Regions from separate parts of the Homo sapiens genome. Here region 1 is linked to region 2. The links are chromatin loops, found by intact Hi-C in ENCODE. Cell type or tissue: ascending aorta. All regions are shown on one strand. Each heading gives the region's core, and the rest is flanking DNA. Links, peaks and the distances in the headings are about the cores only.

Region 1 (2,899 bases), core at 213-2,712, 170 kb before region 2:
TGCCTCAGCCTCAGGAGAAGCTGGGACTACAGGCGCCTGCCACCATGCCCAGCTAATTTTTTTGTATTTTTAATAGAGATGGGGTTTCACTGTGTTAGCCAGGATGGTCTTGATCTCGACCTTGTGATCTGCCTGCCTTGGCCTCCCAGAGTGCTGGGATTACAGGTGTGAGCCACCATGCCCAGCCCTCAGGCCCCATTATTTTTCAAGAAGTTCTTCTTGATCAATGAAGGCCGGATCTCTTGGTCTCATAGAGCTAAACCCATCTTACCTTTATAAAGCAGTGATTTTCAGGGCTCAGCCCATGGCGGGGTGGTTTGCATAGTGCTTCTGGCCTTTCTAGTCGTGAGTGGTTTTAGATGAGGAATTGGTAATGGTTAGGAATTGTAGATACTTGTTTCAAAGTGGTTTTGAGTTTTATAGTTTGGTTCTTATTTTTTATTTTTATTTTTTTGAGACAGAGTCTTGCTGTGTTGCACAGGTTGGAGTGCAATGGCACAATCTCGGCTCACTACAGCTTCCTCCTCCTGGGTTCAGGTGTGCACCACCATACCCAGATAATTTTTTTATTTTTAGTAGAGACCAGGTTTTGGTGTGTTGGCCAGGCTGGTCTCGAACTCTTGTCCTCAAGTGGACCTCCCGCCTCCACCTCTCAAAGTGCTGGAATTAGAGGTGTGAGTCACTGCTCCTGGCTTAGTTCTTATTTTTTAAAGAAGAAATAGAAGTATATTTTGGCATGATGCTGTAAAATTTGATAGGCTGCTTCTCTTGTCTTAGGACACCTATTTCCTAAGTTCAGAAGAGTGCATCACTGCAGGAGACTTCCAGAACAAGCATCCCAACATGTGCCGGCTCTCTCCAGACGGACATTTTGGATCCAAGTTTGTTACTGCAGTGGCTACAGGTATAACAGGGACAGTATGTACTGTAAATATTACCACCTCGTTAATATATTTTGTTCCTCTTTTTGGTAGCTTTTTATCCTTAACTTAGTTATACTGGACTTTCTTACTGGGCTTGTGGGATATAAATTCCTCCTTTCTTTTTATGGTAAAAATTCTGAACAACTTAACAGCATAAAACTATATAAACACAAACCCCAAAACTCATAACAGAATCAGGACCTCCACAGAGCTCTCCTCTAGGCCAGTGCTCTCATTAAAAGTCCACTTTTTTGGCCGGGCGTGGTGGCTCACGCCTGTAATCCCAGCACTTTGGGAGGCCCAGGTGAGTGGATCGCTTGAGGTCAGGAGTTCGAGATCAGCCTGGCCAACATAGCGAAACCCCATCTCTTTATAAATATAAAAATTAGCTGGGCATGGTGGTGGGCGCCTGTAATCCCAGCTACTCAAGGAGCTGAGGCAGGAGAATCACTTGAACCCATCAGGCGGAGGTTGCAGTGAGCTGAGTTTGTGCCAGTGCACTCCAGCCTGGGTGACAGGGTGAGCCTCTGTCTCAAAAAAAGAAAAGAAAAGAAAAAAAAAATATATATATATATGTATATGTATATATGGACAAGGATGTTCCCCTGGGCGACAGAGTGAAACTCCATCTCAAAAAAAAAAAGCAAAACGGGTTTTTTTTTTTTTTTTGACAGTCTTACTGTCATTTAGGCTGGAGTGCAGTGGCGCAATCTCGGCTCACTGCAACGTCCGCCTCCTGGGTTCAAGCGATTTTTGTGCCCCAGCCTTCAGAGTAGCTGGAATTGTAAGTGCACACCACCACGCCTGGCTAATTTTTGTATTTTTAGTAGCGACTGGGTTTTGCCTTGTTGGCCAGGCTAATCTTGAACTGACCTCAGGTGAGTCACCCTCATTGGCCTCTCAAAGTGCTGGGATTACAACATCTGTAATCATAGCATTTTGGGAGGTTGAGCCAGGAGGATCCCTTGAGACTGGGAGTTTGAGACCAGCCTGGGCAACATGGCAAGTCCCCATCTCTACAAAAATAAATAAATAAAACATTTGGAAAAAAAGAAAGAAAAGTGTTCAAGCTGACTGCGAAGTTTTTGCACTTTGCTGCATATTCTTGAGTTTGCCGGGTTTTTGTGTTTTTTTTTTTGTTTGTTCGTTTGTTTTGAGACATGTTCTTGCTCTGTCACCCAGGCTGGAGCACAGTGGTGCAGTCATAGCTCACTGGTGCGACTCCTGGGCTCATGTGATCCGACCCCAACAGCCTCCTATGTAGTTGGGACTACACGCGTGCGCCACCACGCCCAGTTAATTTTTAATTTTTTTTTTTTCCCTAGAGACGGAGTCTCGCTCTCGCCCAGGTTGGAGTGCAGTGGCGCGATCTCGGCTCCCTGCAGGTTCCACCTCCCGGGTTCACGCAATTCTCCTGCCTCAGCCTCCCGAGTAGCTGGGACTATAGGAGCCTGCCAGCATACCCGGCTAATTTTTTGTATTTTTAGTAGAGATGGGGTTTCACCATGCTAGCCAGGATGGTCTCGATCTCCTGACCTCGTGATCCGCCCACCTCGGCCTCCCAAGTGCTGGGATGACAGGCGTGAGCCACTGCGCCTGGCCTAATTTTTAAATTTTTAGTAGAAATGAAGTCTTGCTGTGTTGCCCAGCCTGCAGTTCCTTGATTTAAGGTGCATTTAGATTGATTTTTGAAATGAATATACTTTTTGAGGGTGATAGGCATCTTTCACACGTTAATTATGTTAATAATTAATACATGTTAACTATTTTACAAGTGAATTAGTTGAGTCAGTTTTTTTTTTTTTTTTTTTTTTTTTTTTTTGAGACGGAGTCTCGCTCTTTCGCCCAGGCTGGACTGCAGTGGCGCTGTCTTGGCTCACTGCAAGCTCCACCTCCCGGGTTCACGCCATTTTCCTGCCTCAGCCTCCCGAGTAGCTGGGACTACAGGTGCCCGCTACCATGCCCGGCTAATTTTT
Region 2 (2,899 bases), core at 141-2,640:
CCCTTCCCCCATGAACACACACGGCAGAGAAACAGGCCCGGCGCACGGGGAGCCAGCTGGCACCCTGTCAAACTAGCAGCCAGGCATGCTGCCCGGGCAGCCAGCCAGCCTCTCACCCTGGCCCGCCGGCCCTGGCCTCTGCCGCTCAGCTCACAGCGCGGCAGCTCCATGTGGTCTGTCGGGGAGCACGGCTGCGTGGCAGGGAACCCCCGCAGGGAGGGGAGGGGATCCCGGGGGGTGGGACAACTGAACTGAAGGCAGAGCAGGGGACAGCAAGCTGGAGCACGGGCCTCGCAGGTGTGTGGCCTTGGAGGCTCTGCCACCCTCGGGGGGCACCCACACCCATCCTCAGCCCCGGGTGGGCCTTGCATTCTGGGGCCCAGGCGGGCGGCTCAGAGGCCACGCCCTGCACCCCCTTGTCCCGCCTCCACCCGTGCTGGTCCACCCAGCCCACTGTCCCGCACACGTGCCCACCCCCACCTGACACGGACAGCGGGAGATGCGTCTCGCCCAGCCAGGGTGCCAGGTGCCCAGCAGGGTGGACAGGTGAACCTCCTCGGTGTGACACAGCCAGGGCCACTGTGGGCACTGTCCTCTCCTCCGGCTCAGGCCACCCCCGCCTGGAGGAGCTACTTCCCTGGGACGCAGATAGAAGGGGCTCAGAGGCCCAGACGCCAGGGGCTCACGTCGACACTTGTGGCAGGACATTGGCTTCCCACCCAGCCAGGGGGACTCCCAAGGGCTCGGGAGCAGATGGAACCCACCGATGCCGGGCCCCATGTGAGGGGCTGAGAAGTGGTGGGGGTCCCCGGGGTGGGATGTGGGCAGCTCCGCCCAGGCAGCCGTTGGCACAAGGGGAAGTGAGTGTCTAGAGGCCGTTGTGGGTGCTGTCTGCCTGTGGGCCACCACACACCCACCCTCTGAGCAGCCCCCAGAGGGGCGGGACGGGGGCTCCAAGGCAGGTGGTGCTACCCACAAACGGCCCTCCTTGCTGCTGGGGTCCCCCAGGGTGGGTGGAGGGAGTGGGGTAGGAGCTCTCTCCTGGTGCAGAGAGCATTGGGGATGGGCTGGTGCCACTTCTGGGCCCTGACTAGGGGCCACCACTGCCAGGAGGGGAAACCAAGTCAGTGGTCCTAGGTGGATCTGTGCACCTGTGGCTGGGCCAGGACCAGGCAGCGGCCGTTGCGTCTGTTGTGGGGGGTTCACCACGGCTGCCGCAGGCCTCCCCTTCCTGCTCCCCCGGTGCCAGGCCACCCTCCTCCCTCCCACAGACATCCTGGGAGCCAGATGCTGTGGCTGGCCGGGGCGTTTGCCCACAGACACAAAAGGCTGAGGCGGGGTGGGGCATATGAGCCAGGAAGGCGGGGCCCCCACAGCCAGCCCAGGAGCCATGGCCAGCCTGGTCTCCCCTCCAGGAGGCCGCTAGTAGTGCAGGGGTGGGAGGAAGGGGCAGGGGAGTCTGGGCAGGGGAGTCTGGACCGAGGACCCCATGCTGCCCACCGCATCCCAAGGTAGCGGCCTCCCCTGCACCCAGGAAGAGGCCACTCCTTATCGCCTGCCCAACATGTGCGCCCTGAGCCGAAAGCCCAGATTATTTCAGCAACTGTCCCTCACTCGTCACCTGTTCTGTTTGGAAAACAGCCCCTTTCTTGTTGCACAAAGAGAGGTTTCTCTGCTTCCAGCAGTGCCGGGTGCTAATCTCCCTGCCTGGAACGGGGCGGTGGCGTGGTGTGTGGGTCCGCGGCGCTCTGTAAACACGACGCCCGCCGCTCAGCAGTCATTGAGTTACGGCAGTGCTGGGTGCCAGGAGCGGAGAGCCCTGTGTGCCCGCTGCCAACTGCAATTACCTCTCTGCGTGCCAGCCGCGGGGGGCGGGGGGAGCTTAACCCTTCCCACGCTGTAGGGTTGGGGTGGCCGAGGGAATACCAGCAACTGTGGGCCCAAGGACATGGGGGCCCAGGGCCGCCTCCTAGGCTGCAGGGCAAGGGGTCTGAGCAAGCACGGGGATCCAGGCAGGGGTGCCCTGCCACGGAAAGGCCAGGGGGGCCTCCAGGAGTCTCCTGCTGGCCAGGCAGCCTGAGAGTAGCCAGTATTCGCGAGGCACCTACTGTGTGTCCAGGGCTGTGTCCCACGGGGAGGCAGGTGGCCTGGGAGGAACTCTTTGTCCTGGGACAGGCCCCTGGGTGGCAGCCTGTGTGCGCTGACAGCTCTCCCCGCCCCGGCCCCCTCCTCCAGCTGGCACATTTGGAGCCCGCCTCCTAGCGTCTGGGGAGGTGGGGCACGGCCACTGTGAGGGTGAGCCCAGCCCGGCCGGCCCAGCTGTGCTCCACATTTTCTCAGCTCCCCAGAGCCCCTCCTGGCCCCCCTGTTTCCCCTTGCTGCCCATCTGGAGCACACATCTGGCCAGGACCACTGCCGAACAGGCTGCCCTTGTTTCCAACCAATCACCACTTCCCCCGGGGCTTCCTCGGCAGGGAGGCAGCCTCACCCGAGCCTGCTTGTCACCGTCCACCGGCCAGGTTCCCACGGCCACGATGGGAGCCCCTCACCTGCCCCTGGCCCGGGCACCAGGGTCAGTCTCTTGGCCACCAGGGTGTCGCTGGGAGCCCAGTCCGCCAACTTACCTTCGTGGGAGTGGGAGAACCAGATCTGGGAGGTGGTGGGGTGGGAGCCACGGTAGGCCTGCTCAGGGGGGGAGGAGCTGGGGCCGCTGGGGTGCGTGGAGGCTGCCGAGCCCAGGCTGCTGGTGAGGAAACTGCCCATGAACGAGGAGGCCGGAGAACTTCCCATCAGGCGGCTGCTGGCTGTGGACACAGGGCAAGAGTGACTCTGGGGGCAGCTCCCAGGGTGTGGCCTGAGGCAGGGCAGGGGCAACACCACAGCCCTTCTCCACAGGGGA

The links. A loop is a pair of places that touch in the nucleus more often than their neighbours do. Peaks named below come from ENCODE experiments on the same cell type or tissue, not always from the same donor. Only the 100,000 strongest peaks of a DNase experiment are listed, where the experiment ranks them.
Region 1: a loop joins it to region 2, with 3 times the contacts of the local background. A loop is called at or near these places in 2 of 110 quality-filtered maps.

What each region holds. Positions count from the first base shown.
Region 1 is chr17:81,594,121-81,597,019 of GRCh38, reverse strand. It overlaps NPLOC4 (NPL4 homolog, ubiquitin recognition factor), which reads left to right. Exons shown (of 17, transcript NM_017921.4): 11 at 778-904. Among named protein-coding and RNA genes, the nearest start is that of NPLOC4, 42 kb to the left of the region's middle. In ascending aorta, for the core only: no CTCF peak of the experiment used is centred there; a DNase peak (open chromatin) is centred at 1,769; H3K4me3 peaks cover 352 bases; H3K27ac peaks cover 1,842 bases.
Region 2 is chr17:81,426,705-81,429,603 of GRCh38, reverse strand. It overlaps BAHCC1 (BAH domain and coiled-coil containing 1), which reads right to left. Exons shown (of 28, transcript NM_001377448.1): 3 at 2,625-2,804. Among named protein-coding and RNA genes, the nearest start is that of MIR3186, 23 kb to the left of the region's middle. In ascending aorta, for the core only: a CTCF peak has its summit at 1,421; DNase peaks (open chromatin) are centred at 1,337 and 1,787; H3K4me3 peaks cover 2,500 bases; H3K27ac peaks cover 2,500 bases.